2 separate regions of the Homo sapiens genome follow, and region 1 is linked to region 2. Evidence: chromatin contacts called from ENCODE Hi-C or POLR2A ChIA-PET data. All regions are on one chromosome and are shown on one strand. Each heading gives the region's core, a stretch centred on a gene start or an enhancer-like site at or near the end of the contact. The rest is flanking DNA. Distances are from core to core; before and after follow the strand shown. Region 1 overlaps PPFIA3 (PPFI scaffold protein A3). Region 2 holds the start of IRF3 (interferon regulatory factor 3).

Evidence for each region. Hi-C counts contacts between places; a loop is a spot of excess contacts on that map. ChIA-PET counts read pairs that join two places held with the same protein, here RNA polymerase II (POLR2A). Pooled maps may share reads with other maps.
Region 1: a pooled map shows a loop between it and region 2 (3-fold over the local background). The contact joins the enhancer-like site here to the promoter of IRF3 in region 2. A Hi-C loop is called at or near these places in 2 of 50 pooled maps. POLR2A ChIA-PET finds 5 or more read pairs at or near these places in 2 of 52 experiments (BJ and WTC11).

The regions. Positions count from the first base shown.
Region 1 is chr19:49,143,691-49,150,631 of GRCh38, reverse strand. It overlaps PPFIA3 (PPFI scaffold protein A3), which reads right to left. Exons shown (of 30, transcript NM_003660.4): 22 at 4,627-4,689; 23 at 4,440-4,466; 24 at 2,374-2,549; 25 at 1,869-1,966; 26 at 1,464-1,639; 27 at 1,307-1,375; 28 at 914-1,085; 29 at 481-552; 30 at 1-396. The coding sequence ends at 494. Among named protein-coding and RNA genes, the nearest start is that of HRC, 8.2 kb to the left of the region's middle. RefSeq lists an enhancer at 890-1,109. Within about 2 kb of position 4,356, at least 5 of the 41 ENCODE cell types and tissues checked have a DNase peak (open chromatin) inside an H3K27ac peak, as active enhancers do.
Region 2 is chr19:49,663,753-49,670,688 of GRCh38, reverse strand. It overlaps IRF3 (interferon regulatory factor 3), which reads left to right and starts at 4,832. Exons shown (of 8, transcript NM_001571.6): 1 at 4,832-5,058; 2 at 5,843-6,015. The coding sequence starts at 5,851. It overlaps BCL2L12 (BCL2 like 12), which reads right to left and starts at 4,756. Exons shown (of 7, transcript NM_138639.2): 1 at 4,622-4,756; 2 at 3,890-4,004; 3 at 3,528-3,670; 4 at 1,752-1,838; 5 at 1,574-1,665; 6 at 201-473. The coding sequence starts at 3,996. RefSeq lists silencers at 4,584-4,663, 4,704-4,853.

The DNA.
Region 1 (6,941 bases), core at 3,107-5,606, 520 kb after region 2:
GAAGACTTGGGCCCCGCGACTGGGCAGGAAAAAGGGGAGGGAGCAGCCTCTCCCCGCATGCGGCCCGGGAGGGAAGCCCCGCCCCCTTCCCGCGGGTAAAGGACACCCGTCTCCCAACAGAAACTGATCAATAAATTACAAAGTAGAGAAAAGGAAAGCGGACGTTTGGGGCGGGATTTCTTCCTCCCCGCTTCTTCCCCCTCTCAGTCCAGTTCATGTGGTTTGGTCCAGGCCCCGGCCCTGTGCGAGGCGGGCGCGCGCACTCCCGCTGGTCTGTACAGATGGTCCAGTCCTCGGCGCGAGCTCCCCCGCCCGCTCTCCCCGGCGAGGCCACAGTCCGGGCAGGAGAGGGAACAGCCCAGCCTCGGGAAGATTCTTCCGTCCGAGTGAGGTCACCTGCATGACGCCGGGCAGCGCGTGGAGCAGTGAAGATCCACCGTGCCGCCCCGCACCCCCAAGGTCGCCCAGCACGGTCCTCACCTGGAGGCCTGCACTAGCAGGAATAGGTCCGGACCGAAACGCCGTCTGCCCGGGAACTCCCAGAAGTCTGGCCTGGAGGGAGAGCGAGCAGCGGTTCAGCCTGGAGCACCCTCCTCCCTGTTCCTCTCCAGGATTCCTCCCTTTGGACTTCCCTTCCCGATGTCACAACGATCGCCGGGCTCCACATGGGTTTCCCTCCCTTCCCCGCAGCCAAGGACTCAAACTCGCATTGGGCGAGTTCACTCCCGCCCTGGGAAGGGGGAGTGGGATTTATCCATTTCATCCTGACGGGGGAGTCCGGAACGTTGGAGCAGTCCATTCCTCAGGGGTGGGCGAGAAAGGACTAGGCCATTCCAGAACCCGGACTACTGAGGTGGTCCATGCCCCACCCTAGGGAAGCGAGGAAGGGCTGTCGCATTTGGGAGCCCCCCACCTTCTGGCTGCAGCTTGCGGAGAGGGAGCCCCGGAGAGCCCAGGGCTCCCGCTGCAGCCGAACGAAAGTTGGGGGGCAACATCTCAGCTGAGTCGGGAGTTACGCCTCGGAGGTCCTTCTCCCGGAACATCTTCCGCCAGGATGGGGAGCGGCTGAAAGACTTGGCGCTGTCCTAGGTATAGGAGCCGGACAGCCGGTGAGGGACTCCTGCCTTGTCTGACTCCGCCCCTTCCTTTGACTCCACCCCTCTCCGGGTCTCACCTCTCCTTTAACCCCGCCCCTCTCCTGGCCCCGCCTCCAACCGTGACCATTAATAGTCAGGCCCCGCCCCCTCAGCTCAGCCTCTCGAGGAGCCGCTGGGAGCAGAGCCCTCTGAGCTGTTGCCGCGCCCACCTCGTCCAGCCGCCTGTCTGTGCCTAAGGAGATAAGGTTGCTGAATTCCTTCTCCAGAAGCTGCCGGGCCTGGAAAGAGGAGGTGGAGGGGGCGGTTGGAGCGTGCAGTCTGCGAGGTGGGGACGCCCAGCATGCTCCGGGCCCAGCGGCAGCTCACCTGTGCATTCTGCGTGGGGATCTGCAGGAGCAAGGCCAGGTCGGAGTAGTCGAAGGTCTCGTCCAGGGCGAGCAGTGCCCCGTGTACCCCGCTCTCCGTGAGGTTCGTGGCAAATTCCTTCAGGCCCAGCCCGGACACCCAACCCATGACCCGCTCATTGGACCACACCATCACGTCTGGGGACGGAAGGGACCCTCAGCCGTGCCCCTCCCGTGGCCTGGAGAGTTCAGTTTAGCCCATACCTCCACCTCCATTTGGTCTCTTCGGGCCACGCCCCCCACGCTGGCTCCACCCCCACGGTTATGGTGCCAATTTGCTTCTCCGGTCTCCCCCTACCCCCTCTCCTCCCCATCCAGCTCCACGCCCTCCACCTGGCTCCCAAAGGGACCCTTAGGCTCTACTCACCTCGGATCTGGGTCTGACTTTCTTCCCGCCTCCGCTCCAGGTCCTTCCGGTCATAGTTGAGCCGTTTCAGGCACATAATCCCATAATGTAGACTCACCCTGAGCAGCAGGGGAAGTGGAGTCACGGATGAGCTTTCCAGTCCCCTAGACTGCTGCTCCTACGGGTCCCTCCCCACTGGCTGCGCTCTTCTTGGAAAGGGTGGGGAGCTGATAAGTTCTATTGACTGTTGACCCCCTCAGGAGGTGAGGCATTTTCAATAATAGGCACTTCCTACTGGCCAGCCTGGAAGGGGTCCAGGGTTAACTAGCCAAGCCATTTCAGGATCTGAACTTTTCCTGTGGACCATCTCATTGGTGAAAGGAGCACAGAGTCAGGATTTCCTGAGAACTCAGGCTAAAAGGGCCAAGATAAGCCTGGGAATCTCCCATGGCCAATCCTATTGGCCAAAGACTCTCTGGGGTGGGGCTTCCCTTTGGACTGTCCCCACTGGCCAGGCAGCCCCCACCTGTGAAAGCTGTCCACCATCTTGAGTTGGCCCCGGAGCTCCTTCTTGTTAAGGTGATCTAACATTCGAGCGTCCACCAGCGACTCCATGAAGTAGCTGCGGTATTGGGGCAGCCCCAGGCTGGGCAGCCAGTCGTTCCCCACCCACTCGTGGTTCATGTCGCCATATGCCAGGATCTGGGGCCATGGGCAGGTGAGGGAAGAGTCAGGCCCTCTGGCCCCTTCCCACTGTGCATGAGAGGGGTACAGTCCAACCTCCCAATCCAAGGTTTTTTCCCACCCCATGGTAGGACAATGACCAATCTCTGCTCAGGATAATGGACCAATCCAGAGTTGTCTCCTAGCCCTTCATGACAGCATATACTCTTGGCTACTCAAACAGTTGTCCTGAGACCTAGAGCGTCACCATCACCTGTGGACTTGCTGGAATTGCAGAATCTCAGACCTTACTCCAGACCTACTGAAGTCGGTATCGGCATTTTCACAAGACCCTCAGGTGATTCGAAATATACATTATATTTATTTTTAAATTTCTTTCTTTCTCTCTTTCTCTCTCTCTCTCTCTCTCTCTCTTTCTGAAAGAGTCTGCTATGTCACCCAGGCTGGAGCGCGGTGGCACGATCTCGTCTCACTGCAACCTCCCCATCCCAGGTTCAAGCAATTCTCTTGCCTCAGCCTTCGAGTAGCTGGGATTACAGGTACGAGCCACCACGCCCGGCTAATTTTTGTATTTTTTAGTAGAGACGGCGTTTCACCATGTTGGCCAGGCTGGTCTCAAACTCCTGACCTCAAGGGATCCGCCCACCTCAGCCTCCCAACGTGCTGGGATTACAGGCATGAGCCACCGCGCCTGGCTGTATTTGTTTATTTTTTAGAGACAGGGTCTTACTATGTTGCCCAGGTTGACCTCAGCTTCGTGGGCTCAAGCGGTCCTCCTGCCTCAGTCTTCCAAGTAGCTGAGACTACAGGTGTGTGCCACCCCACTACACATTAAATTTGGGGAAGCACTGCTTTAACTCTGTCTCACTGCAGTCCAACGTCACTAAACCCCCAAGTCAGGACAATGGACTCTTTCAAGGCAGCTCTCCCACTAAGAAAGGGCCATCACTCTTGCAATGTCCTGAAAATACTTGTCTAATGTTATATCTGGCCCAGGACAATATTCCAGATGAGTCCCAAGTCCCTCACTCCTTTCAGCATCAGCACAAAATCCACGCCTCCCCCTGGCTGGAAATATGTGATCTATGACCACAGTCAAACATAATTCCTCCGTGGACAGTGAGTTCATGCCTCTTGGGTTTTTTTGTTAGTTTATTTGTTTGGTTTTTATGAGATGGAATCTGGCTCTATCACCCAGGCTGGAGTACAATGGTGCAATCTCGGCTCAGTGCAACCTCTACCTCCTGGGTTCAAGCGATTCTCCTGCCTCAGCCTCCCAAGTAGCTGGGATTACATACGCTAGCCACTGCACCCGGCTAATTTTTGTATTTTTAGTAGACACAGGGTTTCACCATGTTGGCCAGACTGGTCTCAAACTCCTGACCTCAGGTGATCTGCCCACCTCAGCCTCCTAAAGTGCTGGAATTACAGGCGTGAGCCACTGCGCCCGGCCGCCTCTTGTTTCTTGAGAACAAAGTGTAGCTCCTCCTCCCCAACTTCTCATTCAGCCTGGCTGCCTCACCACCACCACAGCCAGTGTGTCCTCCTTGGCCCTGGTACACTGAGCAGTCCACTGTAGCCCCCGCCCCCTCCACTATAGGGACACCGGCTGCTCAGTCTCTCCTGAGCTACAGAATTGAAGCCCCTTAGAGCCCCCACAACCCACGATGATGAAATGGTCCATGCATAAGGCTGACTATGCAACAGTCTGGGCTTCCACATCGCATCCCCTCTACCCTCCCCACCGCCAAGCCATAATGGAACAGTCCAGAGCCAAGCTTGGCGCAGCGCCCCCCCATGGGGATGATGGCATGTTCTGGTGAAGGCAGGGGCAGGGCTCGGAGGAGGGGCATCCATGCGTCGTGCACAGCCTGTTCATGCGCTCACGCCCCGCCCCGCGCCCCCTACCTGCTCCCAGCTGATCTCCTTGGTCTCCTGACCCGTTAGTAGGAAGAGGGGAGAGAAGGGGTGAGTTAAGGGGCAGGCAGAGGAGGACGCAAGGAGCGGACTTAGGGATGGCCACAGACTCGGTCCCCGCCCCCACCCCCAAAGAAGGTTAGTGCCACCCCCAAGGCGGCCGGCAGGGGGCACTCACGGGCTTGGTCGTGGCCGTAAGGGACTCCATCTCCTCGTGTGTCATCCACACGTTTCCTGTGGACTGAGGGGCAGGGAGTGTTAATGGATGGTGGGAGAGGGCTTCGCGTGGGGGAGAGGAAGGAGGGTGTCCTCCTGAAGGCCCTGGGCCACACGTTTATGTCCCTCCTGCTTTCTGGGGCAAGCAGTAACAGAGAAAAGGAATGATTCTTATTATAGGGCACCTGCCATGTACCAGGCAATGTGACTTTGGAGTTGAACAAATTCAGGTTGGAATTGGGACCCTGCCATGCATTTTGCTGTGTGGCCCTGTGCAAATGACGTCACCTCGCTGACCTCACACAGAGGTACAGAATGAGGATTCAGAAGTGGGGGACAGACACAGCCATGGTGCAAATGTTTAGGGAGTATGGCGGGGGGGGTTCACATTTATTGAGCTTCTGCTCCCAACAACCTCACGAGTTAGGAATCCATACAAGGATAAAAACATTTATGTACTTCTGGTGAGTGTCAGGCACCAGTCACCGTCATAGGGTGTGGGATATGGCAAGGGACACGACAGACACTTTTCGTCCTAGTGGGGGAGAAACAATGAACATATTTTAAGTATGTTGGGGAAATTTGAATACAGAGTGAATAGTAAATGAAATTAACAACTGTGGCCAGGCGTGGTGGCTCACACCTGTAGTGCCAGCACTTTGGGAGGCTGAGGCGGGCACATCACTTTTGGAGATTGAAGACTAGCCTGGCCAACCTGGAGAAACCCCATCTCTACTAAAAATACAAAAATTAGGCTGAGAGTGGTCTAGCACTTCGGGAGGCAGAGGCGGGTGGATCACCTGAGGTCAGGAGTTCAAGACCAGCCTGGCCAACGTTGGTGAAACCCTATCTCTACTAAAAATACAAAAATTAGCTGGGCATGGTGGCGTGTGCCTTTAATCCCAGCTACTCAGGAGGCTGAGGCAGGAGAATCACTTGAACCAGGGAGACGGAGGTTGCAGTGAGCCAAGATCGCACCACTGCACTCCAGCCTGGGCGACAGAGTGAAACTCCATCTCAAAAAAAAAAAAAAAAGAAAGAAAAGAAAAGAAAAAGAAATTAACAACAATGTGAATGCCCTTAGGTGTGATAAAGGATGTGGTGTTTACAAGGAAGAAAAAGACCCACTAAAGTAATTTTGGGGGCTAAGATGTTATGACTTTCTCCAATTACATTCAAGTACAGGTCTCTGAGCATCCCCAACCTGAAAATCCAAAATCCAAAATGCTCCAAAATTCTAAACTTTTTTTTTTTTGGATGCACTCTTTCTCTGTCACCCAGGCTGCAGTACAGTGGGACAATCACAGCTCACTGCAGCCTCGACCTCCTGGGCTCAAAGGATCCTCCCACCTCAGCCTCCTGAGTAGCTAGGACTACAGGTATACGCCACCACACCCGACTAATTTTTGTATTTTTAGTAGAGATGGGGTTTTGCCATGTTGCCCAGGCTGGTCTCGAACTCCCGGGTTCAAGAGATCGGCCATCCAAAGCCTCCCAAAATGCTGGAATTACAGGTGTGAGCCACAGTGCTTGGCCCTAAACTTACGTGCTGACACGAAGCCACAAGAGGAAAATCCCCCACCTGACCTCATGTGACAAGTCACAAACAAAATGCAGTCAAAACTTTGTTTCATGCACAAAGCTATTTAAAATATTGTAGGCCGGGCACGGTGGCTCACGCCTGTAATCCCAGCACTTTGGGAGGCTGAGGCAGGTGGATCACGAGGTCAGGAGTTCAAGACCAGCCTGGCCAAGATGGTGAAACCCCATCTCTACTAAGAATACAAAAATTAGCAGGGCGTGGTGGTGGGCGCCTATAATCCCAGCTACTCGGAAGGTTGAGGCAGAGGATTGGAATTGCTTGCACCCAGGAGGCAGAGGTTGCAGTGAGTCGAGGTCGCACCATTGCACTCCAGCCTTGGCGACAAAGCAAGACTCCCATCTCGAAAAAATAAAATAAAAATAAAAAATAAAATATTGTATAAAATTCTTTTTAGGCATGTGTATGAGATGCATATGAAACATAAATGAATTTCATGTTTAGGCTTGGCTCCCATCCCCAAGATATTTCATTTATATGCAAATATTCAAAAAAAACTTTTTAAAATCAGAAATTCTAAACACTTCTGGTCCCACGTATTTCAAGTAAGGGACACTCAACCTGTACTCCCCACTCCCCGCCTCCACCCCACACACACAACAGAGCAAGTACAGCAAAAGTTTGAGAATCGCTGAACTGGGTACACATGATTTTCTGTATGTTTGAAATGTCTCGTA
Region 2 (6,936 bases), core at 3,583-6,082:
GTACCCAGTCGTTGACGCCAGGCATAGTGTCTGCACTCATCGCTGCAGTCCTGGCATACAGCAAGGGCTCAACAGAACGAACGCAGTGGAGCTGGGAGAATACCTGAGGTCTGAGAGGAACCTAAGAAGTCCCCGCCCCTCCTCTATCACATGACAGTTAGGTAAAGTGAGGCCCGGAGAGAGAGGCTTCAGCGGCTCACCCAGCCCCCGTGGGCCTGGATCCAGGGCGTGAAGCTGTGCACGTGCTCCACGCTGAGTCCGGCCAGGGTGCCCCCCAGCCCGGCCACGCGCCGGCTCAGCTCCATGGCTAGGGCCAGGCGGGCCAGGGGCTCCGGGGAAGGAGGCGGGGGCCCGGGGCATGCTCGGCTTGGGCGAGAGCTGTCATCCCGGCTACAGAACAGCTCCACCAGGCGGGCGAAAGAGTCGGAGGACAGGCGGACCAGCTTGCTGCGCAGGGCGGGGTCCGAGGCCAGCTGTAGGGTGGAAGAGGCAGGGTCCGCGTCAGCAGCGCCCCCGGGGCCAGCCAATAGAGGGCCGGGAGGCGTGGCTTCCCGGTTCAGGATCGTTCTAGATGCTAAGGTTCTAGGCCACCCCTCATCCATATTAGCCAATCAAGCCAGACTCCAGGGTCTCTGCCAAACTACCCCCGGGATAGTGGCCTGGAACGTGAGTCCCTAAGCCATGCCAGGCCCTTGCCTCAACAGCCAATCAGGGCCAATCTCTACTGTAACTGAGTTAATCTAGCCATGCCCCTGGTGACCTTTCCCAGGGGCCAACCTAGTGTCTACAACAATCTTGCCCTCTACCATTCAATTAATATTAAAGGACGATGTACCTTGTCCAAGCTCCGAAGCCAATCAGATTCCAGGACACAGCCACAAGCCACACCTCCTCTGGTAGTACATTTTCCCCTACATTCTAAGCCAGGTCCCTTCTATGCTCAGTAAGATTTTAGCCACTCCCCCCACCCCCACATTCATTCACTTACTTCCCCAGCTTGGCCAGTCTCTTGTGGATAATGTTTCTGATGGCCACACCCTCTGCATTTAGGCCATGCCCCTCTAAACAATCAATTAAAACAACTAATTTACGGTACAGTACTACCCTAACCATACCCCTGTCATTCAACTATTCTTTTTTTTTTTTTTTTTTAAAGACAGAGTCTCACTCTGTCACCCAGGCTGGAGTGCAGTGGCGCAATCTTGGCTCACTGCAACCTCCACCTCCTGGGCTCAAGCGATTCTCCTGCCTCAGCCTTCTGAGTAGCTGGGATTACAGAAGCGCACCACCACACCTGTCCGATTTTTGTATTTTTAGTAGAGATGGGGTTTCACCATGTTGGCCAGGCTGGTCTCGAACTCCTGACCTCAAGTCATCCACCCAACTCGGCCTCCCAAAGTGCTGGGATTACAGGCGTGAGCCACCACACCCGGCCTCAACCCTTCATTGAAACCTTGTCCCAGCCTCTTTCCACCTGACCATCCAAAGAAAATACAGATCCAGCTTCTGATCCCAGTGCCCCACCATTCCGCAACTCCTGTCCTTGCCAAGGAGTGGGACAGATGCCCATCACCTTCTGGTTAATGACTTCTGCCTCCTCCTCCAGCAGGGCCACCAGCCTCCGCAGTATGGCTTCCTTCTCTGTCGATGGGGGACCCTGTAATTCTGGAGGCAGAAGAGAATTTGGCTGGGGGCAGAACCCTGACTATCCTCCCACCGCCATCCTTCTCTGGGGCTCCTCTGTGCCTCACCTGGGCTGGGCGGAGATTTCAGCTGCTCTTGGACCAGCTGTTCCAGCCGCTGGGCCACCAAAGCATAGAAGTCTGGAGTAGCTGGGCCTGGGGTGAAAAGAGTTAATGACAGGTTTCCAGGACATTGGAAACTTACGGATTCTCTCCTTCCCCCAACTACCTTGGCAGGTGGCAATGATTCCCATTTTATTTATTATTTATTTATGTATTGATTTTGGGAAACGGAGTCTCGCAATTCTCCTGCCTCAGCCTCATGAGTAGCTGGGACTACAGGCGCACGCCGCCATACCTGGCTAATTTTTTGTATTTTAGTAGAAATGGGGTTTCACCGTGTTGCCCAGGCTGACCTCAGGCAATCCACCCACCTCAGCCTCCCAAAGTGCTAGGATTACAGGCGTGAGCAACCAAGCCTGGCCATGATTCCCATTTTATAATGGGGTAAACTGAGGCCCAGTGAGAAAACTTGGTTAAAAATGCCAAAACCCTTGTACTTTTCACTTTATGAGATCCTCAGACTGGACTTAGAATGTCAGAGCTGGGGCCAGGCGCAGTGGCTCACGCCTGTAATCCCATCACTTTGGGAGGCTGAGGCAGGCAGATCACCTGAGGTTGGGAGTTCGAGAGCAGCCTGACCAACATGGAGAAACCCCATCTCTACTAAAAATACAAAAAAAATTAGCCGGGCATGGTGGCGCATGCCTATAATCCCAGCTACTTGGGAGGCTGAGGCAGGAGAATTACTTGAACCCGGGAGGTAGAGGTTGTGGTGAGCCGAGATCGGGCCATTGCACTCCAGCCTGGGCAACAAGGGCGAAACTCCGTCTCAAAAAAAAAAAAAAAAAAAAGAATGTCAGAGCTGACAGGGTGCGGTGGCTCACGTCTGCAATCTCAACATTTTGGGAGGCCGACGTGGGAGGGTCACTTGAGGCCAGGAGTTTGAGGCCAGCCTGGCCAACGTGGCGAAACCCCGTGTCTACTAAAAGTATAAAAATCAGCTAGTATGCTGGCGTGCACCTGTAATCCCAGTCACTCGGGAGGCTGAGGCACGAGAATCGCTTGAACCCAGGAGGTGGGGATTGCAGTGAGTCGAGATTGCACCCCTGCACTCCAGCCTGGGTGACAGAGCAACAATCTGTCTCCAAAAGACTGTCAGAGCTCAACTAGACCTTGAAGATGATCTCATCCAAGGAAGGCAAACACAAGACATTACTGTTAGTATCCCCTTCCCTCACTCACTACAGACATCACCAATTGATCACAGCACTTCCTCTCCCAAGCTGTGAACCCCTTTTCAAGCTAGCACTCCCAGCAGCCATTACTAGTCTGTCCAGGTTCACACCTATGAGGAAACTTGTGGGTCACCTTGATCAAGTCCAGTGACCTCCTCCCCAATTCCTACTCTGCTATTGGAAAAACAGGGGAGCAGGGAAGAGAAAGCATTTTCCCCAGAGTCACGCAACTAAAACAGCCAGGGAGATGTGATTGAAAACCAGCCCTTCTGCCCCTCTATCAGGGGTATTCCTGGCTACAAAAGTCCTAGGGGCAGGGAAGTAGTTATGGAAGGAAAGAGACAACAACCAGATTGACCAAATGCTCTCTGAAAGCCAACCCACAGAATTGACAGAAATCTAACTGGGGAGGGGAGAGGACAGGACGGTTCTGTCCTGAAGGCTGGTGCTAGAGACTCCACACAGCCACCCCCTAGCTGAGTGATCTTAAACTAGCACCTTATCCCGTGTTCTGCCGGCTTCATAGATGATCATGGAAATCTCTTACCAGGCTCTAAACCATAGCAGGGGCGGATGGGCAGAGAGCAAGGCCGAGGGGACTCAGAGGGGGCTGCTCCTCGCCCCAGGGAGCAGGGAAGACATCTTCGAAGGCGGCTCAGGAAGTCTGTTGGCTCTTCTTGGGCAGGGCTTCTGGAGAGGAGGACTTCAGAGACTGACCCCACCAGAGATCCCCTGCAAGCAGTCTCTTTCCCCAACTCCCTCCCTCCCCCGCTGAGGACCTCTCTCCAAAACCCCAAAGACAGAGAATAGAGCCAGATATAAAGAGAGGAGACAGACTGAGACCAGGAGCAAGAGTTAGGAGGGAGCCTCAAATGCTGGCCCCTGGGGGAGAAGGGCCACTCCTCTTACCTAGGTGGAGTTGGAACAGGAGACCCGGCAGCCTCACCACGCCTAAGGAAGGCAGCTAGGACCCTCAGCGTGTCTTCCCGGAGCCCCAGCTCTTCAGAGCCTGCCATGGAGGCACCTGTGAGAGAGAGGGTTAGGGACTGGACTCCAAGGGTTTAGCAAGAAGTGGAGGCTTGGGGACCAGGACTTGTGAGTCCCAAGGAAGGTGCTGAGGGCCTGGACTCCTGGGTCCTTTGGAGAGTGTGGGTCTGGGGGCCTAGACTCTTGAGTCCTCAGACGAAAAAGCGATCAGGAAAAAGACTCTTCGATCCAAGGAAAGGTGGTGGGGCTGGGTGCCCAGATTCGTGGGTCTAAAGGAGGAGGGAGCTGGGGTCCTGGACTTCTGAGTCTTAGAGAAAAAGGAACTGGAGCCCCAGACCCTTAGGTCTCCCAGGAAGAAGAGGCTTAGCGCCCCAACTCCTGGATTCTATAAGAGGCATATGCCAAACTCCTGAAACCCTTAAAGCATCGGGAACTACCAATCCCAAGAGGTTTCAGGGCAAATCTTCCCCTAGGTCCGCGCTTCTTCGCCGCGCAGCCTGCTGTGAGGTGTAGTTCCAAATCTCCGACCCCTGCTGGAATCTAGAGGACCCTGGACCCTTGGATATCAGAGAAGCGGGACTGGGGTGCCCACCACTGGATCCCGGCCCCCTCCTCTTCCCTCCTCACCCCACCCCTCGTCAACACCCCGCTGACCTGGTCCGGGGCCCCACCGCCGCCTCCTCCACTCAACTTGCGGTCTCCTCCACTGAACTCGTACAAACTTTATTAGTTCAACTTTCCCGCGCCTGCGCACTGGGCCGGGTCGATAACCGGCCCAGCGTAGAAAGGGCGGAACGCTGGGTGCACGCTCAATTTGCATGTGACGCTCCCAGCATGCCTCTGGCCGGAAACCCAAAAAAGGGCATAGGGGCGGGAACAGCCCAGCGGGCCGTCCCATCGGCTTTTGGGTCTGTTACCCAAAGAATGATAAAGTTGGTTTTATTTCAAGAAGTCGATCAAAAAGAAAGCCCCAGCGCTCTAGAGCTCAGCTGACGGGAAAGGGGGTGCGCAGCCTCGAGTTTGAGAGCTACCCGGAGCTCCAAGACAGGGGTGGGTTCCAGCTGCCCGCACGCCCCGACCTTCCATCGTAGGTAACGCGGAAGAGCCCGGGAGAGCGTTGGTGGCGTCCGAGAGCGAGGAGCGGGAAAGAGGATGGGTCTGCACGGAGAGTGGAAAGGCAGGCTGTGTACTCTGGGGAAAGTGGAGCAAGGAAGGAGCTACAGTGGCCGACGCTGGAGGTCGGCTGCAGAAAAACTAGAAAAAGTAGGGAGGAAAGAGGAAAAGAGGAGGCGTCTACACTGAGGGGGTTCTAGAGAGGGAGGGGTGGACTCCGTAGATGGGGGTAGTTCAGTCTCGAAACCTGGGGCGTGCTCTGTCCTGGAGGAGGGAGGCGGGCAGTCGGAGGGGAATTGAATGGAAGTTCTGTGTTGGAAATGTTTTGGGAGATCTTCTGTAGGGGGACTGTGGAAGGGGGTCTACATTGGGGTAAGTGCAGGAGGTAGAGGCTTACACGTGAATCGATTCTGCACTGAAATAACTAGGGAAAGAGGATGCTACCCTGAAAGTGGGGATACTTACTTTCGATGATGTGGGGGAGGGAGGAGGTCTATACTGGCGGAATTGAGGGAGTGGAGGGTCTGCACTGAAGACGCTGGGGAAGGATGTGCCATGGATATGGGAAGGAACCCTAGCTGATTAGAGAGCCTCTCGGGAGGATGGGAGGATGGGAAGAGGAGGTTTCCTGTTTGTACCCCCGAAAATATGGGTGAAGGACCTGTGCCGTGGCCCGTGAGAAGGAGGTCTGGGTGCGGAAACTCCAGGCCAGGTGGGTCCGGGGGAGGCCGGTCGCGCCCAGGAAATGCCCTATACGCGCAGGCCGGACCATGGGAACCCCAAAGCCACGGATCCTGCCCTGGCTGGTGTCGCAGCTGGACCTGGGGCAACTGGAGGGCGTGGCCTGGGTGAACAAGAGCCGCACGCGCTTCCGCATCCCTTGGAAGCACGGCCTACGGCAGGATGCACAGCAGGAGGATTTCGGAATCTTCCAGGTGCGTGCGACGACCTGGGACGCTGGAAACCCGGAGCTGCGCGCTGGGCGGAAAGGACTCCTAGTGGGCCCGGCTGAGAAGGCGGAGGTGGCGCGCGAGGGGCGGGCTCGTGCCAACGCTGGTGGGTGGGGCTAGAACGGGAGGGGCGGGGCTAGCCGGATCCGCTGACTGATGGTGGGGCGCAAGCAGGGTTGGAGCTGCAGGGTTACGGGAATAAAACCGGGAAAGCCGGTTAGTACGCAAAGGAAATGCATCCTGGGGGTTTGGGGCTTTCTAGAGGCCGGGGCTCTTGGTTGTAGGATAGATACTGGGGGATGGTTCTTGAAACATCAGAGGTGAGGCCTGGAGCCCCAAATCTGAGGTTCCTAACTACCGAATTAGTATATGCCAGAGGTGGTAAACAGTGTGAGGGGCGGGGTTATCACAGAGGGTGTCGCGGGGCAGGTGGTGCACGGGATTAGACACCAAGTTGGACTTGGAAGCCTGGCTTAGAAAGAAAAGGTTTTTGGGCCGGGGGCGGTGGTTCACACCTGTAATCCTAGCACTTTGCAAGGCCAAGGCGGGAGGATCGCTTGAGCCCAGGAGTTTGAGGCCAGCTTGGGCAACATAGGCTCCATCTCTTTAAAAACAAAAGCGAAACAAAACAAAAACCAAAGAGGTTTCAAAGGCTTTTGAAGAGGCCGAGCACAGTAGCTCATGCCTGTAATCCCAGCACTTTGGGAGGCCGAGGAGGACGGATCACCTGAGGTCAGGAGTTCAAGACCAGCCTGGCCAACATGGTGAAACCCCATCTCTACTAAAAATACAAAAATTAGCCAGGTGTAGTGGTGCCCACCTGTAATCCCAGCTACTCAGGAGGCTGAGACAGGAGAATCGCTTGAACCGGGGAGGCGGAAGTTGCAGTGAGCTGAGATTGCACCA